Regions from separate parts of the Mus musculus genome. Here regions 1 and 2 are each linked to region 3. Evidence: chromatin loops called from intact Hi-C (ENCODE). Cell type or tissue: heart. All regions are shown on one strand. Each heading gives the region's core, and the rest is flanking DNA. Links, peaks and the distances in the headings are about the cores only. Region 1 holds the start of Nhlrc1 (NHL repeat containing 1). Region 2 overlaps Kif13a (kinesin family member 13A). Region 3 holds the start of Kif13a (kinesin family member 13A).

What was found. Peaks named below come from ENCODE experiments on the same cell type or tissue, not always from the same donor. Only the 100,000 strongest peaks of a DNase experiment are listed, where the experiment ranks them.
Region 1: a loop joins it to region 3, with 6 times the contacts of the local background. A loop is called at or near these places in 16 of 42 quality-filtered maps.
Region 2: a loop joins it to region 3, with 5 times the contacts of the local background. A loop is called at or near these places in 14 of 42 quality-filtered maps.

What each region holds. Positions count from the first base shown.
Region 1 is chr13:47,010,019-47,020,148 of GRCm38, reverse strand. It overlaps Nhlrc1 (NHL repeat containing 1), which reads left to right and starts at 5,299. Exons shown (of 1, transcript NM_175340.4): 1 at 5,299-7,592. The coding sequence starts at 5,370. The coding sequence ends at 6,575. It also overlaps the pseudogene Gm5790. In heart, for the core only: a CTCF peak has its summit at 2,645; DNase peaks (open chromatin) are centred at 5,268 and 6,198; H3K4me3 peaks cover 1,332 bases; H3K27ac peaks cover 917 bases.
Region 2 is chr13:46,833,809-46,843,938 of GRCm38, reverse strand. The region is part of intron 4 of Kif13a (kinesin family member 13A); the gene reads left to right. Among named protein-coding and RNA genes, the nearest start is that of Gm22960, 64 kb to the left of the region's middle. In heart, for the core only: a CTCF peak has its summit at 5,211; no DNase peak of the experiment used is centred there.
Region 3 is chr13:46,925,734-46,935,863 of GRCm38, reverse strand. It overlaps Kif13a (kinesin family member 13A), which reads left to right and starts at 6,146. Exons shown (of 38, transcript NM_010617.2): 1 at 6,146-6,297; 2 at 6,558-6,648. The coding sequence starts at 6,243. In heart, for the core only: CTCF peaks have their summits at 5,666, 5,876 and 6,753; DNase peaks (open chromatin) are centred at 5,353, 5,873 and 6,513; H3K4me3 peaks cover 3,639 bases; H3K27ac peaks cover 3,104 bases.

The sequences.
Region 1 (10,130 bases), core at 2,261-7,260, 86 kb before region 3:
CAAGTGCTGGGATTCAAGGCATTTGCCATTACTGCCTGGCTCTGGATGCTTTTATTAAATCTGTCTTTAACTCATACGGCTCCTGCTTTCTACCGCGTGTCATCTAAGGTTTTATTCCTTGCAAACAGATTACAAATCCACTCGAGTTAATAATTGGCTTGGGGGCTGGGGAGATGGCTCAGTGGTTGAGAGTGCCGCTCTTCTGAAGGTCCAGAGTTCAAATCCCAGCAACCACATGGTGGCTCACAACCATCCGTAACAAAATCTGCTGCCCTCTTCTGGAGTGTCTGAAGACAGCTACAATGTACTTACATATAATAAATAAATAAATTTAAAAAATAATAATAATTGGCCTGGAAGAGGATTCAAGTATGTGAACCTTAAGCATGGTCACTCTGCTTTCAGCATACAGTCCCCATTTCTGACTTTGTATAACTTTGATATGTAACATTTTAAAAAATCTGCCTGAAAATCTGCTGCGTGCTGAAGAGCGGGTAGCCATAAGAAGCAGGGTTTGGCTTTGGCTTTGGCTTTGGCTTTTTGGTTTGTTTTTTTCGAGACCCAGTTTCTCTGTTTGGTCCTGACTGTCCTGGAACTTGCTGTGTAGACCAGGCTGTCCTCAAACTCACAGAGATCTGCCTGCCTCTGCCTCCCAAATGCTGGGATTAAAGGCATTTGCTACCACTGCCTGCTGCAGTATTTTAAAGTAAGAGTTGAGCATTTACTTATACTTAAATGATACAAATAACCTGCTGGGAGCTGGTGCAGTGACTTGGTGGTTGAGAGTAAGCACTGCTCTTCCAGAGGACTTGAGTTCAGTTTTTAGCACCCATGTGAGACAGCTCACTACTGCCTGTAACCCCAGGTCCAGAGGCTCTGATACCTTCTTTTTTTTTTTAAAGATTTATTTATTTTATGTATTAGGAGTACACTGTGTCTTCAGTCACACCAGAAGAGGGCATCAGATCCCATTACAGGTGGTTGTGAGCCACCATATGGTTGCTGGGATTTGAACTCAGGACCTTCAGAAGAGCAGTCAGTGCTCTTACCTGCTGAGCCATCTCTCTAGCCCCTCTGATACCTTCTTTGTTCCATCATGAATACCCTCACATAAGTGGTACACACATACATGCAGATAACACACAGCACATAAATAAAAATTTTAAAATAAATGTTAAATAATAATGTATGAGGTTTGGGATATAGCTCAACGGTAGAGTGTTTTAGTGTATGTGAGGCCCTGGGTTCAATCCGTAGTACCACAAAATAATCATAATATCTGAAAACCTGGAAAGTCTAGCAGGGACAAACAAGGACAAACAAGGGCAACCAAACCCTTGCACTAGAGACATCACTGCAAAGAGGGGAATGCTTTCTCTTCATCTTTTCTGCCTTTTTTTTTTTAAAGATTTATTTATTGTATGTATGTGAGTACACTGTTGCTATCTTCAGACACACCAGAAGAGGGCATCGGATCTCATTACAGGTGGTTGTGAGCCACCATGTGGTTGCTGGGAATTGAACTCAGGACCTCTGGAAGAGCATCTTAGCCACTGAGCCATCTCTCCAGCCCCCTCTGGTCTGCCTTTACATACTTGTGATCTTACAAACACATGCTCTCACTACAGGCCCCATGGTACATCTCTATTGCCTTCCTCTCAAGTTCTTCTGACCTTCTGAGTGATTAAATATCTCTCAAAAGCAAACTTTTTTTATTATTATTATTATTATTATTATTATTATTATTATTATTATTATTATATTTTGACCCATCAGTGTCAAACTCTAGCATGGAGTCACCTACCTAACCCAAGGTCTTTATTATTTCTTTATTTGAGACTAGGTCTCCCTATGTAACCTTGGCTGGCCTGGAACTTAGGAAGGAATGACTGCTTTTACCTCCCAAACTCTGGGATTAAGGGTGTGCCCCGTCTCATCCGAGGTAAGTCCTTGTACACTTCCTCCTGACCTCCGGGTGAATGATGGCATTCACCCGGCAAACGAAGTGCGAACCTGTGAGGCCTGTGCTTGGTGCAGTCCAGAGTTGAGCAAAACCAGAGGTAGAACTCAGTGTGTCCCTTCAGGGACAAAAGCAATAGAAAGAGATGAAGACAGAGCGCAAGCTTTAAGATGGACCAGGCTGTCAATCAGACTCTGTATCCTTGATCCGACAGAAGAAAGACCAGGCTGTCAGCTTAGGCTGGTAGAGACAACAGAGCAGAGACTGGCGGGTTCCATGGGATGGAGGCAAAGTCTGAAGATTAACATTGCCAAGACCCCTAAACTGTGGGACTCAGACCTTGGTTTTGTTTGCTATTCCTGAAGCTGGAAGCTTTGCAGAGCTGAGAAAAACCTTAACTGCCAATCACATGCCATCCCTTTAACTTAATATCTGGGCTGGCATAGTAGCAAGCACCTGTAGTCCTAGGACTAGGATGGTACAGGCAGGAGGATGGTGAGTTCAAGGCCAGCCCCAGCCTCATAACCAGCGTGAAGCCGACATGAGCTGACCCTGACTCAAAACAAACAAACAAACAAACCTCCTAGTTAAGTGCTTTATAGTAAACCCCAGGAGAAAACTGAGTGTCTTTGCTGCAAAGCTGCCCAACCTAGCCAGCAGTGCTCATGGTGTAGTGCCACCTGTAGCCTCTCAGAGGCAGCAAAGGCCTGAGAAGGCAGAGAAGGAGCTTCAGCAGGCAGCAAGCCTTTGGACATCTCTAGAGGACACAGCTCAGCTGCAGTCAGCAATGAATCGGGGTCTTTGAATAGTTTGGGTGCAATGCTGGAGCGGAGACGAGTTAGATACAAGTAAGGGATCCATCAGGGTCAGTCTGGGAAATACCTTTAAAAGATGACACCTCCTAGGACGGCTCTGCCTTTGTCATGATCTGTGTGGGAGCCACCAGCCCCACTTGTGGAAGTTAGCTTATCTGAATTAGATAGATGCACACTGAAGGTAAAACACACCAGACTTTACTCACTATACAAAATGAGTGTTAAAATGTCTCCATTCATGTTTTCAGGTGATTACAATGTCCAAAGGATGGATTGGACACAAAGAATTCAACTAAATTTTGTTTTTCTTTTCAACTTTTTAAAAGTGGGGATACAAGGGAATTATTTTAAAATGTGGGTTTCCTTACATTTCTGTTGCACAAGACTGGTTCTAAAAATAGTCCAGTTTTGTATCCAGACTGTGTTTCCCGAGTTAAAAACTGTTTCTGAGGGGCTGGAAAGAAGGCTTAACGTGAGAGCACTTGCTGCTCTTGCAGAAGACTTGGGTTTGAGTCTCAGGATCCATATTGTGGCTCACAGCCATCTGTAACTCCAGTTTCCTGGAACCGACAGCCCCGCTCCGACCTCCTATGACACCAGGCATACTGTAGAGAAAACACTTATACACAAAAAGTAAAATAAATCTATTTTCTTATTATTTCTGAGGGGCTGGAGAGGTTGCTCAATAGTTACATAACGCTGGCTGCCCAGTCTGGAGAATCCACATTAGGAACCCTCCCACATTCAGTGGCTCACACCTGCCTATAATTCTAGCTCTCGGGTATCTAACATCCTCTTCTGGCCTCCAGAGGTTCACACAGACGTCCACACAGACACACAGACAGCCTCGTGCACACACACTAATAAAAAACAGTTTTTTTAAATTACTAATAAAAAAACTTTCTATGAGATATTATTTTAGTTGGTGTCTTATTTAGAATGGAAATGCATTTTGAAATCATAGTATCAGCTTGGTTATTCTGGTCTAACATTCAATCTCTGAGATATGTAGTAGTTGATTAAAAAAGAAAAAAAAAAACTGCTTGTTTTCCTTGGCCTTCCAAAGAATTTCTCTCTCGAAGAGTGTTAACACAGGCTTGAGTCCTCCAGTTTCTTGGAAGTCTATGGAACAAGAGGGTAACCAATCATGATCACAGCCTTTTTGTGAATAAGAATGTTCTAATACATGGTTTTGGCCAGCACCTTGTTCATGTAAGACAGTTAACTCCGAAAATGAGAGCTTTGAATACCCCCAATGGATTTCGGAAGATTATACTGACCATAAGATTAGGATACTTCCACGATCATCTTTATTGTCAATCATTTCTCCAGTTTTGAAATATTTCCTATACTTATTTATTTGCAGGTGTATATGTTTATGTGAATGTATCTCACACGTTTGCAAATGCATGGAGACCAGAAGGGGACTCTGGATTCCCTGGAGCTGGGGTTACAGATGGTGCGGAGAACTGAACTCATGTCCTCCAGAAGGGCAGCAAGCACTCTTTACCACTGAGCCATCGCTTCAGCCCCTTTACTTTCAATCTTTCTCGGGATGGAAGGCATTGCAGGGAGGAACCGCTGGCTCGAACTTACCTGTACGTTATAATCCCCTTCACAGTGCCCCTCAGCCCACACTGGTGCAGTTAAGCCTTTGCCAAGGAGACTCAAACATTTGTCATACAAAACCATATCTGATGATCAGTGAGATGCCGTGTAGTCAAACTGCCTGCCTTCCAATCACGGCCTCCATGAGGCTTAAATAAAAGTGAATGAAAACCACTTAAAAGAAGGCAGGCACGAGCGAATTCTATAACTGCTACTAACTAACAAGTTTTGTTGTTGTTGTTTTGTTTGTTTTTGAGACGGGGTCTCCCTTTGTGCCTCTAACTGGCCTGGAACTCACTATGTAGACCACCATGCGAGAAAGCTAACAGCTTTCAAAATATCCCTTCCACACAAACCCACTTCACAAGTATTCTTTTGTTTGTTTTGGTTTGGGGGTTTGTTTTTTTAGGCACTGTAGCCTAGGCTGGCCTCCAACTAACCACCAACAGCTGTTCTCCTGTTTCTGCCGCCTGAGTCCCGGCATCACAACTATCACACCCAATTCTTTGACGTCTACGTAGCTACCTTCTCACAAGAAGGAAAAAACACAGCAGAGAGGAATGCACATCTGCCCCTTGAAGTTATCTTCTTTCTTGTGTCTCTGTCTTCAGAATCTTACTATACAGAGACTAGGAGCCATGTCTTGTTCCTGTCTAGCCCTGGTACCCACCTCCCAGCGAAGCTGACTGGCAGTCCGTTTGGGCACCATCCCTGAGAGACTAGCTGTCACTTACAGGAGGACACGGAGAGACCCACTCATCACACCCCGCCCCCACACCCGCTGACATGTCTCAATCTTTAATCCTGGAATCTTCCACCCGTGACGTGATTATCCCAGGTCTGCGCACGGCGCATGCGGACGACTGCGTCGTGCGTCCGCCAGGGGGTGGCAGTGTGCGCCCTGCGTCAGAGCGCATGCCCCGCTCCGTGACCGTGACCGTGGCCGTGACTGAGGGCTGCGCGGAGGCAGCGGAGCAGCGGGAGCAATGGGGGAGGAGGCGACGGCGGTGGCAGCGGCTGGGGTGCGGCCCGAGCTGGTGCGGGAGGCGGAGGTCAGCCTGCTGGAGTGCAAGGTGTGCTTCGAGAGGTTCGGCCACTGGCAGCAGCGGCGCCCGCGCAACCTGCCCTGCGGCCACGTGGTCTGCTTGGCCTGTGTCGCCGCTCTCGCGCACCCGCGGACGCTGGGCCTCGAGTGTCCCTTCTGCCGGCGGGCCTGCCGAGCCTGTGACACCAGCGATTGCCTGCCGGTGCTGCACCTCCTGGAGCTCCTGGGCTCCACCCTCCACGCGTCCCCGGCTGCCCTCAGCGCCGCCCCCTTCGCGCCGGGGACTCTCACCTGCTACCACGCCTTCGGCGGGTGGGGGACCCTAGTGAACCCCACAGGGCTTGCACTGTGCCCCAAGACCGGACGGGTAGTGGTCGTGCACGACGGGAAGAGACGGGTCAAGATCTTTGACTCCGGAGGAGGAGGTGCACACCAGTTTGGAGAAAAGGGGGACGCAGCGCACGACGTGAAGTACCCACTGGATGTCGCCGTCACCAACGACTGCCATGTGGTTGTCACCGACGCTGGCGACTGCTCCCTCAAAGTGTTTGATTTCTTTGGCCAGATCAAGCTGGTTGTGGGAAAGCAGTTTTCCCTGCCTTGGGGTGTGGAGATCACCCCTCACAATGGGGTCCTGGTGACTGATGCAGAGGCAGGGACTTTGCACCTGCTGGAAGCGGATTTCCCTGAAGGGGTCCTTCGGAGGATTGAGAGGTTGCAAGCTCACCTATGCAGTCCCCGTGGGTTGGCAGTGTCATGGCTCACGGGGGCCATCGCGGTCCTAGAGCATCCTTGTGCCTTTGGGAGGACTGGCTGTAACAACACAAGGGTGAAGGTGTTCAACTCCACTATGCAGCTGATTGGCCAGGTGGATAGCTTCGGGCTGAACCTCCTCTTCCCCTCCAAAGTAACTGCCTCTGCTGTGACCTTCGATCACCAAGGAAACGTGATTGTTGCTGACACCTCTGGTCCAGCCATCGTCTGCTTGGGGAAACCCGAAGAATTCCCAGCCCTGAAGCCTATAATCACTCACGGCCTCTCCCGTCCTGTGGCACTGGCCTTCACCAAGGAGAATTCTCTTCTTGTGCTGGATACTGCATCCCATTCTATAAAAGTCTTTAAAGTGATGGAGGGCAACGGAGGGTGATGGGGATCCTGAAGCCAGGAGTCAGAAATCTTGGTGTCATTGGGAGTGAATTGGTCTCACCCATCCATCCAGACAGAAGTAATGGTAACTGAATGGCAAAAGCAGTTACTAAGGCAGTTTTAAAAGACTAATAATTAAATTTGTCATTCGGTGAATGCCTGTTCCCGTGTTAAGAAATTTGCAGATCTTAGCCTGTTTGCTTCTTAACACACAGCGATGTTAATTCCTATTATCCGTCCACTTGGGAGATGAGAAGACAGACCCAGAGCATTCAGTATGGTTTCTTTAGAGTTGTATTCACTGGGACAGTTGAATTCAGTTCTGGCTCCAAACCACTTGCTCTTAGATATGATGTTAGATGTCGTCAACAACAACAAAAACTGTGAGCTGTGTCTTATGTATGTATGTTCTCCTTACAAGTGGGTAACTGGTAAAGTGCACAAAGACAAGAAAGGGGTCTTCATGGGGATTTTAGGAGAAAAGGGAAGTTGTCCATCACCTTCAGCTGTGAGCTCCCCCAAAGGTAGAGTAGATAGCTTATTACCAGTTCCAAGATTTGAACAAGAAACAAAGTTGAGCTCTTTCCTTATAAGGCAAAGGCTGCCAGGATGATAGTGTGTGCCAGAACTCCAAATCCTGAGAAGTGGAGGCAGGAAGTTCAATGCAATCTGCAGCTTAGCTACCTAGTAATTTTGAGGCTAAGCTGGACTAGTGTGTTCTCTCTCTCTCCCTCTCTTTCTCTCCCTCTCTCCCCCTCTTTCTTCTTCCTCTATGGGCACTGGGAACTATCCCGCAGTGATAATTTGAGAAAAATCTGCAGAGCCACTGCCTGCTAGCGTCATGGGCATATGAGACTCGTGTTAATTAGATCTTGCCCCAGCACATTGATGGCAGAAGTGATTTTGTTTGGTGTGGTAAATCTCTGACGCCTGAAGCACTTTGTGATGGAGGCTTTTCTCTGTGTAATTTGAAATGTGATTCAAACACTGTACTTAATAAACAGTCTTCGTCCTTTTAGAGTGCTGGAAACGTGTCTTGAATGGAAGCACAGCCTTGACAATGTAAGGGCTCCTCAGTGCTGTAATTGAGGGGAGGAGTGGAGAATATTTGGGGTGAAATGCTGATCCTCTCTATTTTTTTTTAAGCAAGCACAAAAATCTTTGAGTTCAGGGATGTTGGAATTATACCAAATAACTTACACCTCTGGGGCAGCATGAAAATGTTTTCTGGGGATGCTTTTGAGAGGTGAGAGTTTGCTTTAGATAAGAACTAATGTTGTGTCAACAAAATGATATCCTTTTATACAAAGAGGCTGTTTGGGGACAAGGTCTTGTACATCTTGGACCGACCTTGAACATGCTCTGAAGCTAAGCCTGACCTTCACTTCTGATCCTCCTGCATCCATCTCCCAAGTGCAGAATTAAAGTCAAGTACCACAACACCAAGGGTTCTGTGGTGCTGGAGGTAGGTAGAACCCAGGGCGTCATACATGCTAAGTAAGTGTTCTACCAACTGAGTTACAGCTAGCTCTACAAAGATTTATTTTATTTTTTATTTATTTATTTATTTATAGACAGGGTTTCTCTGTGTAGCCCTGGCTGTCCTGGACTCACTTGTAGACCAGGCTGCCCTTGAAAATTCAAGAGATCCGCCTGCCTTCTGCCTCTCCTGCCTCCTCTGCCTCCTGCTTCCTCTGCCTTCTGCCTCTGTAGCACTGAGATTGAAGGCACACACCACACTCAGCCCCTATGGTTTTAATAGAGACACTCACTGAAGTATGACTGAAAGTGTCTTCCAAAGGATACGAATGCTGACATCAGGAGCCCAAGGTGAAGGCCTAGCTGCCATGCCATCCCATTAAAGCCTGTGTTTCTTTTTAAATTATTACATACATTTATTATTTATTGTATGTATGTTCACACATGTGCCTGTGTGCATGTACACATGCCATCATGTGTCGAGGTCAGAGGACAGCTTGAGTGACACGCCTGTTCTCGTCTGCTACCATCTGGGTCTAGGGTACTTAACTCACATCATCAGGCTCTGTGGCAAGCATCTTCACTCCCGAAACATCTCCTCCCCTGCCCACACTGTTGCTTTAACTGATTCCATCCCAGAACATCAATAGTAACATTTTGGGCACTGCTCAACACCACTGGTCCTCTAACAGGAAGCCCAGTGGTTGAATTCTTCTCCCTCATCCCGATGCCCTCGGCTGGGCATTGTAGCACACACCTAAATCCTAGCACTATGAGACCAACCTACATAGTTAGAGCCTGCCTCAAAAAAAAAAAAAAAAAGTCAGATAAATTATCACCATAGACCAGTAACTTTACAGCTATTTTAAATATGTAACAGCAAAACTTAGATAGCAACTGTGGATTGATCTTACAGTGTTTTATTTCAGAACCATTACATTTGGATAATGTTAGTGTCTGTTGACCCAATTCAAAGATTTGAGGGGGGCAGGGCCTGCACGCTTGCGCGAAGGACTGGGCAGCGGTTGCCGCGCCCCTCCCCCGCGCGGCACTCAGTGCCAGGCGGGAGGCGGCAGCGGATGGATGGAGGCTTCTCGGGGCTTTGCAGCAGGGACTTCGGTGGCGCCTCAGGCACCCGGGCTCTGACACGATGCGGCGAGTGGTGCGGCAGAGCAAGTTCCGGCATGTCTTTGGACAGGCGGTGAAGAATGATCAGTGCTATGATGACATCCGCGTCTCCCGAGTCACCTGGGACAGTTCCTTTTGCGCCATCAACCCCAGATTCGTGGCCATCATCATAGAAGCAAGTAGGGGAGGGGCCTTCCTGATGCTCCCTCTGCACAAGACGGGACAAATTGACAAATCCTACCCTACAGTGTGTGGCCACACAGGACCAGTGCTGGACATAGACTGGTGTCCACATAACGATCAGGTTATCGCCAGCGGCTCAGAGGCCTGCATTGTTATGGTTTGGCAGATCCCAGAAAATGGACTGACCCTTTCCCTGACTGAGCCTGTGGTGATTCTAGAAGGCCACTCAAAAAGAGTTGGCATCGTGGCCTGGCACCCGACGGCCCACATTGTGCTTCTCAGTGCAGGCTGTGATAATGTCATTATCATCTGGAACGTGGGGACAGGGGAAGCCCTCATCAACTTGGATGATATGCATTCAGACATGATTTACAACGAGAGCTGGAGCTGTAACGGTAGTCTCATCTGCACAGCATCCAAAGACAAGAAAATGAGAGTCATTGACCCCAGGAAACAGGAGATGGCGGTGGAGAAGGAGAAAGCACACGAAGGAGCCAGGCCTATGCGTGCCATCTTCCTGGCGGACGGCAACGTATTCACTACTGGCTTTAGCCGCATGAGCGAGCGGCAGTTGACGCTCTGGAACCCAAAAAAACATGCAGAAACCAATGCTCTCCATGAAATGGACACTAGCAATGGAGTGCTGCTCTCCTTCTACGACCCAGACACCAGCATCATCTACTTATGTGGGAAGGGTGACAGCAGTGTCCGCGGATGAATTCCCATATGTCCACTACCTCCACACATTCAGCGGCAAGGAGCCTCA
Region 2 (10,130 bases), core at 2,763-7,762, 91 kb after region 3:
GAGAAAGGGGACACACACACACACACACACACACACACATCAGAGAACAGCTTGCTGGAGTCAGATCTCTCCTTCCGTTAAGTGGGACTCAGGTTGTCTGGCTTTGGCAGCAAGCCCCTTTATCTGCTGAGCCATCTCAATGACCCAGAAACTCATTTGTTTAATTAAAGTATATAATCACAAAGACATCCATTTGATATAAACCAACTTGGAACCCAGTACGACTGACTCTTTATAGATCATACCTCAACTGGTAGAAGATTTGGGGATCAGGCTTATATCAATAAAGGTTATTGATATCTGTGAATCTCAAGAGCTGGACACGAGTGAGCAGTTCAGTTCAGGAGAATTCAATTGGTAAAGATGCCCAAAATATGAATGAGCAAGTTATGAACTTTAAAGTAGACATATATGTTTATTTACATTTATAGCATATATTTATTATATAATGTGTCTTTTTCTCTACCCTACCCCCAGGCCCCTTTTCAATTTGGGGACAGGGTCTCGTATATCCCAGGCTGACTTCCGACTTGCTGTGTTTGAAGCTGAGGGTGACTTTAAACTTCTAACCACCTTGCTTCCACCTCCCAAGTGCTGGGTTCTAGTCGTACACCACCATGACAGGGTTCATCTGCACTGGAGCTGGGACCCAGGGTGCTGTGTGCACAGACACGCACAGCCCTGCCTCCAGATATCCTTTTAAATCCTTCCTCACCCCAACTTTTTCATGTTTCCTTTTTCTGACCCAGAAACAGTTTGACATAGCTGTGTTCAGAGGGGCAGATAACTGTCACCACAGTATAAAATACAGTCCACATACCACATTCCTTCCCGGCATGGTGTTGAGCCTTTTGCATGTGTGTATGTGGGGGCAGATAGAATGACCAGAAGGTAGAGTCAGATAGGAAATACTGTTGTCCACATTTCACAGAGAAGAAAAATAGAGGTTTGGGAAGGTCCTGCTACCTTTTATAGGTAAAAGCAATGACCAATGTGAATGGAAACAAAAACAGGGATACATTCTATGGATGACGTAAAAACAGGGATACATTCTATCGATGACATAAAAACAGGGATACATTCTGTCGATGACGTAAAAACAGGGATACATTCTATCGATGACATAAAAACAGGGATACATTCTATCGATGACATAAAAACAGGGATACATTCTATCGATGACGTATGGATTCGACTCCTGTCCTGGACATGTCTCGTCTCCCTGAGCCCTAGAGTGGTTCTGTTAAGAAGCCGTGGTGTGGGACTGAGCTGGGAGTGTTAGTACCTGAATCTTCTCTCCAGACAGATGCTGTCCAAACTCCTGAGCCCAGGTGCTCGGCTGAGCACTATTTACACATTTCCCCAAGACCACCACAGCCAGGAGCTCTCGAAGGGACAGAAGCTTGAGCCGGCTACCTTACTGGAGAGAATCATTGTCAAATGCTGTCAGAGCTGAGGGACGCTTCTTTGTCAGCAGCCATTCGTGTGGAGACAGGCTCCCCAGTCGATCTTGCTTTCTTTGCTCCTTGGCTCTCTTCCCTGTGAGTCAGCCACTTCATCTAGAAATAACAACAACAGAAACGGCCAGCTCATGCCAGCCCTAGCAGTGTCCCTGGGTTGGAAATGTTGTCTGGGTAAGACACTCCCTACCATGGTACAAGTAACACTTCCCTGAACGGCCATTCTGATAGCACTTGGATGCCACAGTGGAAAGTGGCCTGAGGCTTGCTTTCACTTCGTGGCCCAGTTTCTCAAGTTCTCTTTACCAGGTCCCTTCACAGTAAACTTCTGAAGTTGATTGAAAAATTAAAATTTGCACCTCCAGGTGTAGGCTTAACGTCTTTGTTCCTTTATCTGAACTAGAGTTTGGTTTCATTCAACTTAAATATGGCCTGAAGTCTCTGGATGTGAGAAATTTTGTGAGCTGCACTCCCCACGCCAAAGGCCTTTGAGGAAGGAATTTGCTTAAACCTCATTCAAATAAGGCCTTCTTCTCCCTTTGAGGTATGCAAGCGAGACCTGTCCATTCTTGTACTATCCAGGTGCTCAGATTTGGATCTGAGCCCCTGCCAAGTTCAGAGTCATCAAAATTACTGTGGCTGTCAGCCCTGTGTAGAGGAGAAAGCACCTTCATAAAGAAGCAGGGCTAGGAGTTGCAGCTCACAAATGCACAGCCAAGCTCCTGCCAGCCCAACTCTAGAGGGAAAAGAGATGAAGAAAAGAAGGGGCTTAAGAGATCAATTTGATCTCGGGTTGGGTTTGTATTGGTTAGCTTCCGTAGCTATAGGGAACCTGAGATCAAACCTTACATAGAGAGAAAAGCTTTGGAGGCCTCAGTTCATGGCTGATTGGCCCCATTGCTTTGGTACTGAGATAAAAGACAGGGTATAATGACTGGCTGCAAGGTAGATTAAAACCTTTAACCTCAAGGTCAAGAAGTAAAGAAGGGAAAACTGGGGTTCTAAGTCTTCTTCATGCGTACCCCCAATAATCCAAGGATTTCTCTACACACTTAGGTTCTTACCATCTAAAAACTCCACTATTTCCCACTAGTACTACCCTGGACAGCAATCTTTAACTTGTGGGACTTTGGAGACATTAAAGACCTAAGCTATAACATCGTTCCAATCTTAGATCCTATACTCTCCCACGTAGAAGTATATTCTGTTCGTGGAAGTCTATACTGTGCCGCACCCTGCTGAAGAGTTCTATCCACTCTGCTGTGTCCATGGTGGTGCTTTTTTTAAATGTGGATTATAAACAACTTGGACCATACCCTCTTTCTTCATTATCCTACTTCCTAGGCCCCGGTCCATCCTGTCTGTTCCGTAGGTAGATGTTGGACACAGGACTTAGTTGTCTTTTCCCTTGTTCCAAGTTGACTCCTTTTAGTGCATTGCTGTCAAGACCCTGAATTGTAAAGACCTAGCATGGTGGCTGGGAGGCCGTTACTGCTGTTCCCAAGGGGTCAGGTGACGCCCACGTAGGGAGACCTGGCGGTGTTGGTTTTTCAAAGATCCGTATCATCCGTGACTCAGTGTTGGGTGACTCAGCTTGCAGAGGTCCCACACAGGAGCTCCTGTTACTGCTCTGACGTCGTGTTGCATGTCTCACTGGGCATGCCCGGGTTTTATAACTTGTCTACATGGTCATCAGAGATGCGATTATAAACCCTGAAGGAAAAGGGCGTCTTGGCCATGCTTATTAACAGTGAGGTCAGATGCGGCATGCCCTGTGGGTTCACTGCAGCGGGTGTGTGAAGCTCAGGGCGGTCTCCAAAGATGCCTCCCTGACACGGGTTCTGCCAGGAAGCCACGGGCCTCTTGGGTTGGGCAGTCTTGTAGCTTTGCTCTGTCTGTCTGGGTTGAGAACAAATACCCATAGATCCTCCTGTTTCCCACAGGACTTCTGAACCTCCCTGTAGGCCTTTGCCTAGACAAACAGCACTCCATTCTGCTTGCGTGTAAACTGTAAACTGTAATTGGGAAGCATTCAGGGTGGGAATATTGCATCTTTTATGAGATCTGCCCAGGCAGTGTTTGAATTCCCTAGTTCCCACCATGCAGCATAAACAGCTGCCTTTTGTGTGTGTGTGTGTGTGTGTGTGTGTGTGTGTGTGTGTGTGTGTGTGTGTGTGAGCCAGGGTTCAGAAGCAGCGGCTAAGTCATTCTTTCCTAGGCTGAGAAAGGTTTTTTTAAAAATACGGACATGAACACGACAGAAGGTTTTTTTTAATGAAAAACCCTCGCAGCTGGGAATGGAACTCAGTGGTTGAACACTTACCTAGCATGTAGGACCCTACGTTTAGCCCCCAGTACTACAGAGGGGGAAAGAAAGACCTTCATTCATCTGGGTCAACCATGGGTCTTTGTGTGGGTCTTTGGGATGTCCAGTGTTCTAAGACAGAGCAAAGAAGCGAAGCCATCCCTGCGCTGCCTGCAGAGACTGTTGTTGATGAGGGCAGAGTCTGCTCCACGGATACATGGTACACTGTGAAGATTTGGTTAACCGTTGGGATCTTGACTACGTTCACAGCTATTCTTCCTGTAATAGTGATTCCCTGATGGTGACTGAACAAAAGAATTGGTTGAGCATAACTGCAGCCCAGGGCTCATGCATTCACACAGCGTCAGGGTGGGGAAATAATGAGAAGTCCATAGAATTGGTCCCATTGGCTTTTTTACTGCTGCTGTTCATTATAGCGTGTTCTTTCCCACTGCAACGTTCTATCCTAATGTTGCAAACGATTGGGGACTAGTTTGCCTATCCTGGATCCTAGCATGCTCCCTCTCTCTCTCTAATGTGAGAAACACTCCCTCCTTACATTTATCAGTGAGACCACAAAGAAAGCTATGAAAAAAAAAAAAAACAGGCAACAATGATTCCTTTCTGAGGACTGCTGTCCACTGTCTCATCCTTTTTACTGTCATCTTTAAAACTAGGAAGCTGTACAGAGCTCTGGCAAGACAGAAGGAACGGTGACTAGCTGGTGACTTCCTTTTTTGCACCAAACTAATGACAAGATGATACTCATTGTAGATAATGACTAAAAACCATCTCAGGCTCTTCGCTAGCTAGGCACAGTGGCTGGTGCCTCTGTGACCAGCCTGATATCCTGGTCATCAGTCAAGTGAAAGAGCGCTCAGCATTTGCCACTTTAAGACATGAGGCCTTCCCAGAGCCCCTCCACCAGGGAGAGGCAGGACTCACAACTAAACGAAAATGTGAGCAAACTCCCGTGTGAAAACTGTGTGTGAAAACTGTGAGCAAAAACTGTAAAGGAAAGAGAAAGGATTTGAGTATTACAAGTTTTGCTTTTAGGGCTGGGCAGTGGTGGCACACGCCTTTAACCCCAGCACTCAGGAGGCAGAGGCAGGCAGGTGGATCTATGAGTTCGAGGCCAGCTTGCCACAACAGCCAGGGTTACCTGGCTTTAAAAAAAATATATATATATATATATATTTATGTTGTATATATATGTGAATTGGTTCTTTCTTCCCACCATGCCAGGGTTACCTGGCTAAAAAAAAAATATATATATATATATATATATATATATAATTACGTTGCATATATATGTGAATCGGTTCTTTCTTCCCACCATGTAGGTCACAGGGGACAAAGTGGGGTCATCAGATGGGAAGTGCTGTTACCTGCTGGGCTATTGCTGAACTTGCTCACTGCTGCCATCTAGCTATGCTCTTTAATATCTGAATATGAAATAACAAAACTGTTGCATGACAGAGTTGGGAAAAATACTTGGAACATGTGTGATAGGCCAACAGTTAATGTCTTTAGCATATATGATAACATGTATGATGGACCAACAGTTGATGTTTTTAGCATGCATTCAGGAAAGAAGCAAGGGAGGGGGGTGTACCAGCCAGCTTATAAAGTGACTCAGAACTCAGACAGCCTATTTACTTAACGTTAAGAGTAAGTGAGCTGGGGCTGGAGAGATGGCTCAGGAGTTAAGAGCACTGGCTGCTCTTCCAGAGGTCCTGAGTTCAAATCCCAACAAGCACATGGTGGCTCACAACCATCTGTAGTGGGATCCGATGCCCTCTTCTGGTGTGTCTGAAGACAGCTACATTGTACTCATATAAATAAATAAGTCTTTTAAAAATGGGGTCTTCTTCCTTCTTGACCTGGCCTAGTCAGGATAATGAGCAGCAGTGACGGGTGTCAGAGAGAAGGCCTCGTGTTTAATTTGGGGAATCCCTGCAATGGCGGTCAGCAGGAAAGTGTAGGAAACTGTAAATCCTGGGAAATGAAAGCGAACGGAGATGTCTGCAGGGTGGGGCTGGGATGCCTATATCAGAATCCTAAGATGGCCAGCTTGGTGTTCACATAGGGGCCGCTGAGATGGCTCAGTGAGTAAAGGTGCTTGCTGCCAAGTCTGGGAAACTGAGTCTGATCTCCTGCCCCACGGGGTAGAGGACGAGGGCTGACTCCTGAAAGTTTACCTACCTGCATGCATGCACATGCATACACATACATACTCACACACTCATATGTACACACACACACACACGATAGTTGAAAATATATATTAAATAAGAGGTTTTTAAAAAAAATGTTCACATAGATGAAGGAAATACTCATTATTTTTGTCTTAAAAAGAATAAGTTCTCTCTGGGATGTGAAGTTATAATAAAATGTATTCCGGTCTCTCAAGGAACCTAGCTGTAGATTTCTGAAAACACATAAGCTTCACAGTAATTCTTTCTATTTTACTGTTTTCCTAGTTGCATCTTAGTATCGTTACTTGCAGATGGAAGGGAGAAAAAAATTTTCTTTCCAGAAATACACGAAAACATTCGCTTTATGCATTTATGTGTATAAACACTTATAAACACACGCGCACACATTTGTTTGCTTTCCAAATTTCTCTCATATCCCACTTATGAATGAAACTTTATTAAATATGAAAAGCCACGGGGCTGATGGCATGGCTCAGCAGGTAAAGGTGATTGCTGCCAAGTCTGATGACCTGAGTTCAAGTCCCAAACCTCACAGAATGAAAAGGTGCGAGAATTGTCTCCTCCTCTGACTTCCACACATGCATCCACACATCCACACATCCACACATGCATCCACACATCCACACATGCATCCACACATCCACACATGCATCCACACAGCCACACATCCACACATGCATCCACACATGCATCCACACATCCACACATGCATCCACACATCCACACATGCACCCACACATCCACACATGCATCCACACAGCCACACATCCACACATGCATCCACACATCCACACATGCATCCACACAGCCACACATCCACACAATAGGTAAGTGTAAATGTGACAAGCTCGGGTTATATTCTGTCATCAAACACGAATGTGTGACGCATGCCTTATGCTCTGTAGAGCTGCAATGGGCCTTGACATCATAGTCTAATAGTTGAAGCCAGAATGAGAGATAAACAAGGAAACACACAAACGAAGCTCCAGATAGGCTCTGAGAGTTTAAGCTCACCATGGAGACCAAGAGCAAGAGCGGCTGATTGATCACCAGTGTCCGAGGCCTGAGCTCCTGACTGGCTATATTCACCAGCGACGAGGTCTTGGCAGATGACAGTCTTTCTGACCCCAGTCACCTGTCATCATATTTATAGGTCACCTGCCATACCTGTGTATCTAAAGTTAGAATAGAAATCTATAAAGTGTGACTACAGATAAAGACACCAACTGGATAGGGAAGCCATCTCTTCCTTCTTGGCATAAATACAGGCAGACTAGTTCCTGGCTTGAGAGCGGGACAAGGGCCATCCTGGGCCTCAGCACAAGCTCACTCCTGTGATACAAACTCACCCCTGTGATCACCACATTTCCCCATTCATGAAGATAGAACCCTTGTGACCTACCTAGTGTTTTCTTAAAGGGCCCTACCACCTCTTGATACTCCTGCTCCGGGGGTCCAGTTTCCAGCCAGTGAACGCTGGGGGACAAGTCCAAGCCCTCACACTTACATCAGCTACTTTGCTTGTTGTGTGACCAAATGCCTGACAGAAAGCCCCTAGTGGGGAAAAGCGTTTATTTGGCTTGCAGTTTAGGGGGCTACATCCATCATGGTGGGAAAGGCATGGTGACAGGACGTAGGGGGGCACTGGTCACATGATGTTAGAAGTCAGGAAGCAGAGAGAGGTGAGTGCTATGCAGAGCTTGCTTGCTTCTTTTTACTCTGCCCAGGAGATGCTGCTACCTGGTACACTCGAGGTGAGTCCTTCCCTCCTCAGTTACATTTTTCTGGAAATACCCTCACAGGCACACCCTGAGGTGGGTTTCCATGGTGAGTCTAAAGCCAATCAAGTTGATGAATGCAAACCAACCCAGTATTCTTGGTTTTGTTCCCCAAGTCTGCAGAATTGAAGTTGTGGATTATGGTCCAGTAGCTAGAAGTCCTGTCCCACCTGTCCCTGCTCCTTCCTAGGGAGTGTTTGACCAGTGTGGAAGAGCAAACGGGATTGCTATGGTCATCTGCTTGGGCTGATACAGCGTTAGAGTGGGCTTGAGTCTGGACCACGGGCAGTTCTACCAAGCCTGAGCACAGCTGAGCTTACTCTGCATCCTGCCTAGGCCAAGGCTTGACTCAAGACTAAGGCCTGGCCTGTCTTTTGAATCGGAGCCCAGAGTGCTTAGAGAGTAAGGAAGGCCCCTTCAAAACAGGAGAAAATACTGATATTCTTATGGGGGGAGATCAAGAGCCTTGTAGCAGACTGCGACTTAAGAGCGGTATTTCAAGTATGTGTGTCAGAGACAGTGACGCGGACAAGCCATGCTGTTGGTGGCTGTGTGCACACACACCTCACAACGCACTGTGTGTTTAGACAAGGCTGTTAAAATTCTGTTTGCTTTTAAAATCTGTGGGTGCTACCAACGTGTCAGGAGGAAGCGCTGTACTGGATGGTAGGTGTTAGAAAGGGAGAGGAAAGGCGATGTAAATTTGGATTTTTTTTTTTTTCGATTCATTTTGCAAACTTTAACCCGCCCCCTTCTCTCTGTGTGGGTGACTCGTGCATTATAATGTCTAAGTCTTTACATAGTTACTGTGGCATGGCTTTCCCCTCTTCAATAATGTTTCTTGTTACAATTGTTGACACGTGTAAGTACTTTATTTTTTATTTTTAAAGTATATGCTTTTTCATTCTGGAACGCTTACATTTAAGGCATACAATCTCATGCTATTGCTGGGTACTTAACTTGGCTGCAGGTTCTAGCATGTTAAACAGTGCTGCCAAAACATCTTTGACGAGGTCATGTGAGGAGAGCAGCTCAGATATGCGCGCACAGTGGCTCAGAATGGAGTCTTACCCCCTTCCCGTCCGGCTTCCTTTCATTTTGTTTTATCTGTATGAGTGTTTTGCCAGCATGTGTGTCTGTGCAGCGCTTGCATTCAGTACCCAAGGAGGCCAGAAGAGGGCAGTGAATCCCCTGGGACTGGAGTTCCAGTTGTGATCTGCTCTGGGGTTGCTGGGAATCAAACCAGGGTCCTCTAGAAGAGCAGTCAGCGCTCTTAACCTCTGAGCTCACTCCAGTCTCGGGTTTCCTTTCAAATGGCCTCTTGTGATGATTCTCTCAGCAGAGGTTTATAAGCGACGCCTACTTCTACAGCTCAACAATATTTGACGTTGCCAGAATCTCACTTTTTGGCAGCCCCGTGATTGAAGTGTCAGTTCTAGTCTCTTGTGACAGGTTTTGAAGCGTCTTACTCTGAAGTTTGGACGCACTGCAAGGCAATGCTGAAACCCCATCCAGCCTCCCGTCAGAGAGAAACACGCCACCAATAGCTCGCAGTTGGTTATGTTTGAATGTGCAAATATATGGAGGATGAAGCAATTAAACTGACTCCCATCTTTCAACAGATATTTATTAAGCACTTTATACTAGGCACTGGGATTACAAAGATAATGAGATTGCCATCTCTGACATCCGGGTGCACTCATTCCAGAGCTGGAAATAGTATATAAGCCAGTAGTGCCTGCAGATGCTGTGGGAGCGAATGTTCTAGTAACCAGGGGGAAGGAAGTATAATGTAATTCTCTTCATTGTCTGATAATCAATGTGAAGAAAGCGCATGCCACCTTGAATGTTTATTAAACATGTCATAATTATTCTGTCCCACTCCATGATAGTGTAGGTCATGGTAGAAGCCGCAGGAGCTGAGATTGGCTAGGGTTAGTGAAAGAGAAGTTGCCTTTGTCCTCCTGCAGGAGCACAGATGAGGTGGATCTGTGAACTGGTGAATGGCAACATCTTGGTTACTTTTTCTATTGTCCTGATCAAGTACCCTGGCCAAAGCAGGTCGAGGAAGGAAGGGGTCCTTTTGGCTCACAATTCCGGAGGACAGGGCAAGCATAGCAGGGAGCAAGAGGCCCCTGACCATACTGTGTGGGCAGTCAGGAAGGAGAGAGCGATGAGCGGTTCTGCTTAGCTCATTTTCTCTTTTTGATTCAGTCCAGGACGGATGCCAGCCCATGGAGTGTCCCTGCCCACATGCAGAGTCTTCCCTATAGATAACTTAATCCAGATCATCCCTCAAAGGCATGCCCAGATGTTTGCTGCCTAGGAGATTCTAGAGCCTGTCACACTGACTGACAGTCAGCATTAG
Region 3 (10,130 bases), core at 3,488-8,487:
GCCCAGCTACTCCGTGGCTCTCAGGATGACTTTCAGGAGGGACCAGCTCTTCACAGTCGGTGATGAGAACATCGCAGGTCTCAACGGATCTTATCCCCACGGCCCTATACAGGAGATACTTTCATTACTACTATCTCTCTATCATATGATTTTAAATGAGGGAACCGAAGAGTTCCTCCAGATTTGCTGGCCCAGAAAGGGAGGTTTCCAAGTTCATACCTGACATTCTGCATGCAAGAGCTCTACCCTCCCTCACCACCCCTGGAATTTCAGACTAGATTCCCAGAAGGAAGAGTCTGACAGGCTCAGTATGTGGCAGGAATTACTGTACTGAGCAGGTGGGGGCAGAGGGGGAAAGTAGGGTCACATAGCACAAGCATAGCTGTACGAGGAGCCGAGGGGTGGGCAATGTGGGGGAGGGAGGAACGGCAGTTCTCAGAATGGAATCTCATACTTCATGTGTGGTGGGAGTCCGGATTCCCTGCTAGTTACTCATGAGCCAATGGAAGATTAGGTCGTTTCAGGCTCCTTGTTAGCAAGTGAGGTAAGCCACGCCTTCCGAAGCCTTTCTTTTTGGTAGGGAGCTGTCCAGGGAGAATGGCTGGGACAGTAGAAAGGTATATCATGTGACATGACATTTTCCAGAAACAAAACAACAAAAGCCAACTGACTGTGACGAATATGTGTCCTTCTTCAAGTATAACTTTCCACACTTCCTCATGGAGATAAGGAGCTTTGGTCCTCTGCTTGAATCTAGGTGGCCCTGTGATGACAGCCGTAGGATTTCTGCAGTTGGGTCAGAAAAGATGGGAGAGATTCTACTGGTCCTTCAAACGCTTACACTTGGAACACTGCCTACCGGGTAGTTAGCCTTTGGTCACCGTGGACAGAACATCTGAGATAAACAACCTATAAGGAGGACTTAGGGCGTTAGAGGTTTGCTGGCTTCATTGATTCTGAGTCTATGGTGAGGTAACCATCGTGGCAGAGATTGTGTGGCAGAGCAAAGCTGGCGGTGGTCACAAAGCCAAAAGGAAGGAAGATGGAGGCCTGCATTCTAATGTAATCACACCTAGGGTGCCCAGACTTCTTTCTGCTAGTCTCCTAAAATTTCCATCAGGTCCCAATCTCGCCACCAGCGTGGGGACCAAGCCTTCAACACATGGGGTTTGGAAGCTATTCGAGATCTAAACTCTATGCAGAGAGGCCATAGAGGGAAAGCGAGGTGAGAGGCCCTTGTTCAGCTACATCGCCCCTCCCCCAGCTGTTCCAGCTCCCTCTGTACGCACTGATGATAAAACTAGAGCCGGACCTCCTCACTACTCTCTGGAGCTGGGAGGGCTGCGGTGACTGTCATTTAGAGTTGCTAAAGTTTGGGCGGAGTGGGGGTGGGGGTGGGGGAGTGGGGTTGCGGGGAGCAGCAGAGCTGTTATGTAACATCACGTGCTGATTCCCAGAGGTCTGCAGAGGAACGTGAACCTGCAGATACCTGAAGGATGTGTTGTGTGAAGAGACAGGCTGGAAGTGTAGAGCTGTGACGAACAGCACTGAGAGCACCAGTTGAGAGTTCTTGAGGGACAAATGTGGTTCCTCACAGAGGCCTTCTCTGAGAACGGAACGTTCAAACGAGTCACCTGACAGCGGTATGCTTGGAACTGGAGATTCAAGTGGAAGATGCAGGGCAACTTTGGGGGGTACGGAAGAAGAGGTGAGAAGGTTTTCAAAGACACACTGATACTCTTAAAAGCCATAATTATTTTTATTATGTTTATTTTCGTGTGTTTTGTGTGTGTGCGTATAGGCACATGTGATAGAGGAATCAGTTTTCTCATTCCATCATGTAGGTCCTGGAGATGGTACCTAGGTTTTCAGGCTTGGCAGTAGCCTGTATATATATGTATGTTTGGTTTCCAGCTGCAGCATGACAGCCCAGAACTGCCAGAGATGCTGGTAACACCAGTTCCAGGGGATCTGATGTGTTATCCTGGCCTCCTTAGCCCCCTTCACTGATGTGGAATGCATGCACAAATAATAATATACATATATACATATAAATATTTTAAATAAATATATTAAATTTTAGAATCTAGTATATATGTAGTTTATGTGTATAAGTATTTTGCCTGTATGCATATAGGTGTACCACATGCATGCCCAGTTCTTGCAGAGTTAAGAAAAGAATAGCAAATCCCCTGGAACTGGATTTGCAGATGTCTGTGAGTCATCACATGGTTGTTAGACATCAAACCTAGATCCTTTGTATGAGCAGTAAATGCTCTTAACCACTGAGCCACTTCCCAGCTTCCCCAGACATACTTCTTTTTTTTAAATTAATTTATTTTTTAAAATTTATTCACATTTCAAGTGTTATCCCCTTACCCTGTTCCCCTTCTTCCCAGAACCCCCCTACCCCACCCCACCCCCAGCGCTTCTATGAGGGTATTCCTCCAACTACCTATTCTCTCCCACCTCCCTGCCCTCTATTCCCCTACACTGTGGGACATCTATCGAGCCTTCATAGGACCAAGGACCTCTCCTCCCATTGATGCCTGACAAGGCCATCCTCTGCTACATATGCAGTATACTCCTTGGTTGGTGGCTTCGTCCCTGGGAGCTCTGGAGCAGGTATAAGTGATGATAAACTGGTTCTGAAATGCACGTATTTAGTAAACTCTTTGACGGGGTAAAAAGTAGATGAGGCTCTTCAGGTCCCAGAAGGCTGGCGGAGTAGGAAGGGCCATTTACAGTGGAACTGTTTAACCAGCCACACTTAAACCACACCCCTCCCACCTTAAGACCTCTCCTTATCCACTTAGGGTCTTTCCTAATTGTGCATTCCTCTGCTTGCTTCACGCCTCACATCCTGTGGCTTGCTAAATCACTCCACTCTCATCTCCACAGTAAGCACCCTGCCTCCAATTTGTTTCTTCTGCTCCATTTGCAATACTGTTGACTTTCTTCAGGCCATCGTGGCCTCTCATCTGGAAGCCTACAACGGTCCTCTCAATGGAGAGAAGACTGCAAATGAATTAAAGAGACGCTTCCCCGTCATATTAGTTTGAAACTCCAAATAGTCACTGACTTCATTTAGAACAGATAGACAAGTTCTCAAGAACTAGAGGCATCGATGATGGGGCTAGGCTTAAAGTCCTGGGTTCAATTCCCAGCGTCGCTAAAAACTTCCATGATCTAGTACAGAATGAGAAAGAACATAGACATGGGTAAGGAGGAGTCTCTCTCTCTTCTTTTTTTGAGATCGGGGTTCTCCTTCTGCAGCTTAGGTTGCCTTAGAACTCTCGGTGATCCTCCCGCCTTAGTGTCTGGAGTTCTGGGATTATAAGTGTGTTCTACCATGTCTGGCTTCTTACCCTTGTTTCTTAAAATTGTCACTGTATAATACTATAAACACGGTGATATAAAACAATCAGAAATATATTTGTTCCCCAGACCTCCTAGGGGCCAGACTTCCAAACTCAAGGTGCTAGCAAAACCACATTTCTCCTGGAGACTCCAGGGAAGAATTCCTTCTTGCCTCTTCTAGCTTCTGGTAGCTCCTAGCAGTCCCCTGCTTCTGGCTGCATCTGTCTAGTCTTATCTTCTCTCTCCCTGGCTTCCTTCCTGCATATGTGTGTGTCTGGACACCACCCCCCCTTTCACAATAGCACTAGTCATTGAATTAAGAATGAATTCTAACCCAGTATGACTGCATCTTATTTCTGCAAAGACATTATTTTAAATGAAGTCGTACCCACAGGCTCTGGGGGAATAGAGCTTCAATGTATATTTTAAGGATTTATTTTCACTTTAGGCATATGGATGTTTGTGTGAATGTATGTATGTCTGTGAGCCTGAGGAGGCCAGAAGAGGGTATAGGATCCCCTAGAACTGGAGTTACAGATGGTTGAGAGCAGCTGGGTGCTGGTGTTCCTGAAAGAGCAGCAAATATCCTTAACCCCTGAACTGACTACTGACTCTCAGCCTCTTGGATCTCTTGGATACACACACACACACACACACACACACACACACACACAATTTTATTTTTATGTGTAAGGGTATTTTTGCCTGTACATATGTCTGAGCATCATGTGTGTGTACAGTGCCTTCGGAGGCCAGTAGAGGATATAGAATCTTTAGGACCAGGAGTTACAGACGATTATGAACTGGTTCCGTGAGATGCCTGGCATGTAGGTGCTGGAAATTGAACCCAGGTCCTCTGTAAGAGCGGCGTCCATTGCTCTTAACTGCTGAGCCATCTCTCCAGCCCTGGATGTATCTTTTTAAAATACCCAACATTCTAAAATTGCAACTGTTGGAAAGTGCCAGAACAACAATTTAGCATAGGGAAGACACCTTGCTTATTAAAGAGCTCTGGAAGAAGCAGACAAATTTTGAGAATAAGAGGTAATATTCAATAGAGCCAGCCAGAGGGATTTAAAAAAAATACAAGAACATACATAATCAAAGAATAGAATTTTAATTTCCTGGCTGTTGGATACAGGAAAGAGTATATATAGGAAGTAAAGCTAGGGAATTTAGTAAGAGGATGTCTCAGTAATCCAAAGGTGAGAATCGAGCCTCAGGGGCCTGTGAATCCTGTGGAAGAAATAGCTCGGGGCCTCTAGCCAAGAGCCTACAAAACTGTCTGTCGTGTCGTGTGTGTGTGTGTGTGTGTGTGTGTGTGTGTGTGTGTGTGTGTGTGAGAGAGAGAGAGAGAGAGAGAGAGAGAGAGAAATATTTGAAGAGCGGAATGAATGGAGGGACAGAGAAGGCGGGTAGCACTAGGAACCCAGGAGGCAGACTGCTGTATGACCCTCCGAGGTGACCTGAGTTCGTTGGTCGCCAGAATCAAGGTGAGAGAGACTAAGGAACAGCAGCGGAAGCACTGCTTCAAGTCAGGCTTCCTGGGAGCCGGAGGTGTGACTCAGTGGTACAGCGGTAGACCGCATGTGCAAGTCAGTCGCATCACGGGGCACCAGTTGGTGACAGACGGAATCCCTCCTATTTAGACCACCTGCTACACGTGGTTTACCATAATAAGTATCTCTCCTCCCTCAGTGTGGCTTCTGGAGACCAGAGCCAGCGAAGTTGTTCCTGCTTGTGTGTGGTCTCTACAGTACGGCACGCAGTAAGCACCCCATAAAACTCCCCATAAAGCAGTTCGTGAATGAGTGAATTTGGACCTTCATGCCATAGTGAGATTCCCCACCGGATCCAAACTGTTAAGACTTGGAGCACTTTTCAAAAACGCCTTGGCACCACGGAAGCGCCGCCCTCAAGCACTTGTTGAACCAAACAGAGCAAATCCGCTTCCTTCGGTTCCGCCCAGGCTGGGAGGTCTGGCTTTGGCAAAAGCGCGGATCGCGCTGCTGTGCCTTTCTTACGTAAGAGTTAATGAACCCTCCCGGCCATCTAGATCCCTCCCATTACAAGGGCGCAAGGGAAAGAAAATGAGCGCCGTATTTACAAACACACGGTTTTGGTGGTCCATTGCAAATTCATGTCTAGCCTTGGCTCCCCACAAAGAGCTTCCAACACCGCGGCAAAGCTCGGTGTGGGGCGCCGAGGGGCGGTGCGCTGTGGATGTCAGTGGAGGCGGAAGGATAGCGTGGATTAGGCCTGCGCACCCGGCACCCTCTCCAATGCCCCCCAGACCGCCCCAGGGCCCCGGCTGTGAGGGTGACAGCGGCCCCTGAAGGTGACTCGAGCTCCAGGAGGTGTCTGTGACGTCCCCCGCAGGCTCAGGAACAGGGGAAGCCAGGGGCTCCTTCTCCAGGCCCAGCAGCCCGGAGCCCGAACGCCTTTGCAGAGCGTCCCTTCCCGTGTCCCGGCTGCCCTGAGGCCGGAGACGCTCGCCTTTGTAAAGCGCCCCTTCCCGGTCTGCAGCGGCCTTACAGCCCGGGCGCGGCCCCCGGAGCGGAAGATGGCGACGCTGCCCGGCTCCCGGCGGCCGCGAGGGGCCGCGGTGCTGCGCGCTCGGCCCGGCCCGAGCGGCTAGAGCGGCGCTTGGGCCCGCGGCCTCCTCCCGCTGCCGCGCCCCGCCCCGCGCCCGCCCCTCCCCGGGCCCGGCCGTGCCCCGCGTCGCGCTCCCCCGGGATGGCCCGCGCGCCTCGGCGCTGCGTCTCGGAGCTCTCGGCGGAGCGGCGGCGGCCGCGCTCGGGGGGCGCGCGGCTGCTGCTGCGGCGGCGGCGGCGGCGCGGCGCTTGAAGGGGCCGCGTCGGGCGGAGCAGCGCGCCGCCAACATGTCGGATACGAAGGTAAAAGTTGCCGTCCGGGTCCGGCCCATGAACCGAAGAGGTGAGCCGCTCTCCCCAGCTCCTTTTGCATTTCTGCTCCGGCCGAGGGCGGGGGGCAACTTTGCAAACTGCAGGGCGGCCGGGGATCGGGGACACCGGTGTGGCCCGGCGTGGCCCCGGGTGGAGGCGGCGCCCAGGCTCTGGCCGCGGCCACTATGTGCCCGGGGCGCCGTCTCCCTGCCTGCCCGGACTGAGCCACGCGCGCCGGCTGCGGCCGCGGATGCTCCACTTTGCAACATCACCCTGCCCCTGTGCTTTCAGAGCTGGAACTGAACACCAAGTGCGTGGTGGAGATGGAAGGGAACCAGACGGTCCTGCACCCTCCTCCTTCCAACACTAAGCAGGGAGAAAGGTAAATCCCATCCCGGCGGCTCCTGCCAAGTTTGAGCCCGGAAAAACCGAGTGCGCTCTCCCATTGTTAGCAAGGGTGGCTTCAAGTTTGTCCCACGCTCATGCGGAAAGCGGTTGCAAGTGCAGGGTCCCCTCCCCTCCTTGTGCCCATCACTTCTTGTCCCCTCTCATCCAGAGCGATGTCTCCCAGGCAGGGAACCCTGGCCAGAGTCAGCACTCTGGCTTCCAGGCTCCTAGAACGTGAAGGGACCGGATGGAGATGTGTAGCCCAGGCCACATCTTAACACCTAGGAAAGACGTTATCTGAAGCGTGCAAATGACCAATCCAAGGCCTTATTGATGGAGTTCAGCTCCAGCGATTCTTACGTTGTTTGCCCCTTTTCGCAGAACTGCTTAGGATGTTGTATATGAAATGGGGGCTGGGAGCCTAAGAAATCAAACACCCAAGTACAAGGCTAGGGTCATTTAAAATCTGTATGTAGGTTGTTGGAGGTGGTGAGTTGAGATGGTGTCTGAAAGTAATTCGGGAATTTTGATTTTCGAGGAAACAGACAGAGTGCTGATACGGAGCTGTTTAGACACTGGGATGGGGGAATGTTAAAAGGGGCTGCATTTTCTAGATGGCAAGGCATTTGCATTTGAAAAGTCCTGACTGTGGGATCCTTATTAATTCTACTGTGTTCCATGCAATGGTATGGGAAAACGCCCTAAAATAGTGTGAATATTTGGCATTTTTATGGTAAGCCCCTGAGAAGAAATTGGTTGGGATTCATTCGTTATGGCATTGTAGGACCTTATAAAAATAGAAAAGAAAACCGGGATTCCGATTCGGCTTGGAAATGAGTACGAGTTTGACCCTGAAAGTCACCTGTTGGTTGATGAGCTCCATAATGAGTGGATTTTTGCTCTTTAAAGTTTCCCTGAAACCCAATTGTGAGTAGGGTTTGTTACTTTATTGCTAAGCGAGGCAGCTGCTTCCTTCTATAATCATACCCCACTGCAGCCCAGCCTTGCTAATTTTGGGGGTCAGATTGTTATGAGGGATAAGAATGGGGAATTCTTTCCTTTTTGTATTGAGCCCAGAGTGCTCCATTGACTTCGCAAACATTCTGCATTTCCTAGCAGATAGTCACTATAGCAGATTCTTATACTAACTTAATGGCTAAGTTATCTTAAAGATGTGTATAGATCTTTACATACAGTAATGGATGTATCCTTGGACAGTATTTTTGGACATGTTAAAATATTTTACAGTATATGTAGGCATATGGATAATAGTATAAAAGGTATATTTTATGGTGGGCATTAGTAAATTTGTTGAATAAACTAATTAAATAAGTGCCTATGCCATATCACTATTTTATTTGTCTTTCAAAGCTGGATCTTGTCATATTATTTCAGAAGACTATCTCTTTGGCTCTGGTTCGCCAAGGCAGCCTGGGGGGAACAGGTAGACTATTTTAGCTTCTCCTAGGAAGCCAAGGCTTCAGTTTCCCCGGCTTGGTGTTGCTTTTCAACCCCCCCCCCCCGCCCCGTTCTTTTAATACTTTTAACCATATATGTGTTTGTTGTACATGAGTGGGTGTGTCCATTCATTCATCCATTCATCCACTCATTCATTCATTCTGAGCTCCAGGGTATGGAGCCCAGACCGGTAGGCAGGGTAGGCATGTGCTCCCAACCAATGGCATCTGCTCTCCTTGTCACTCTTAAACCCTAGGGAATGCCACTGTTGCCTGCTGTTGAGTGAGGTAAAACCTTGCCATTTGTCTATAGGAAAAGCTTTAGTTTGGTGGGATTTGAAGAGAATTGATAACTCTGGCTAGTCGGTGGTAAACACTAAAATATCACATGGTCGTTCCTTGGGCCGCTGTGTTAGATCCTTTTAAGTGAGGACCCGTGGAATGTGACCTGGACATTTATCCGTTGGCGTGCTGACTCGGGTAGACCCCTATCCGGAGCTGGAAGAATAGGACTGAACTGTGGGGTGCTCTCTGGTTGTGGGCTGACAGATGGAACTCTTCTTCGTGTGATTGACCGGCCCTCTCTGGGTCTGGCCGTGTATTCACTGGCCGTTCGGTTTCCAGACCAGAGAGGAATCAACACAAGGGTGCTCCGTTCAGGTTAGGACGACCGTCTTTGCCAGAAACGAAGACACCAAGTACATTTTGATGTCCACTCTGTAGCTTGGTTTCGTATTTCTTCATGGAACTTCCCCTTAAAGCAACAGTGCATTTAAAAATAGAAACAATTCCTCCCTTGGGCTGTGGCTTGGTAGTCACAACTGTGCTTTATGGTATATTTGCAATTCATGTGTGCCGTCCGTGTTTTTTTGGATAGAGCTTGGAGCAGGGCAAGGGTGAGTGTGTAGAATATCGAGACCGTAGTGAAATCTTCTGGGAATTCTTAGGTCTGAAAAGTGAGAGGTCCTTAAATAAATGCTGGCAACTTGTCAGATTGAGAAGTAGTGTTTTTCTGAGGTTGCAAAAGATTGCCCACGCATTCAGAGATGCTCAGAGTTACTGGGTCAAAGTCTTCAGTGTTACCAGTAAGAACAAGGTGGAGTAAATCCATCGACTTCTAGGAAAAGAAACAGGCTTTGCATTCATACCTTCTTTTACGGGACAGCGTTAGTGAAGACTGAAAGATCAGACGACTTCTCAGACTAAAGATGTTTGTCTTGATGCTGAAATCCCAGCATTAGAACGCTGCATAGGTCCAGGTTCATAGCCGATCCACGTTTGGTCTGTCAATCTACAATGCTAAGACCCACATGATTTGTTCCTTGTAAAACACGTAGCATTGTTCTTGGGCGCACACAGAATTCCTGTCGGTCCCAGGCTTGACCAAGGGAACCGAAGACAACTGCAAATCGGCAGTTATGCCAGAGGCCCTCGCCTTGGAGAGCTGTGGGAAGGAAGAGGAAAAATATTTTCAACGCTCTGTGGTAATCGCAGAGGTGTGTGCTTGGCCTTTGTGTACACTGTATCATTTGTAAATCTCCCACTTCTGTCTTGCTGGAGACTGTGTACTCCCTGAATGAAGCCAGGTACCTTGTGTTGATTCCCCTTGTGCCCGAGGCCCCATACAGCGCCTGGCGCATAACAGCTGCCATATGACGAGAACACAAGGAGCTATAGCTGCCACCCACGGTGCAGGTGCGGAGGCAGCTGGCTGGCATCGGGCTGCTCGTATATAGGCTCACTTTGCAAGGGTGAGGTCAAAGTCCTTTATTAAGGGAGGTGGAAACATTGCTGCCACAGATCACTTCCGGGCAGTTCTCTGTGGCGGAATGTGCGGTGAGGAGTGGGACATGCTGACGCAGCAGTTTACCTTGGGCGCAGATTGAATGAGAATCCCGTCTGCCATATGTGTGGGGTGTGTCGTGCTGTATGCCATGCAGAGTCGTCTTCTCAACCCTGCTGGCAGCATCCCTCCCCTCCCTGTTCTCTTTCCTTCCTGATTTTGTTTCACTTATTTGCA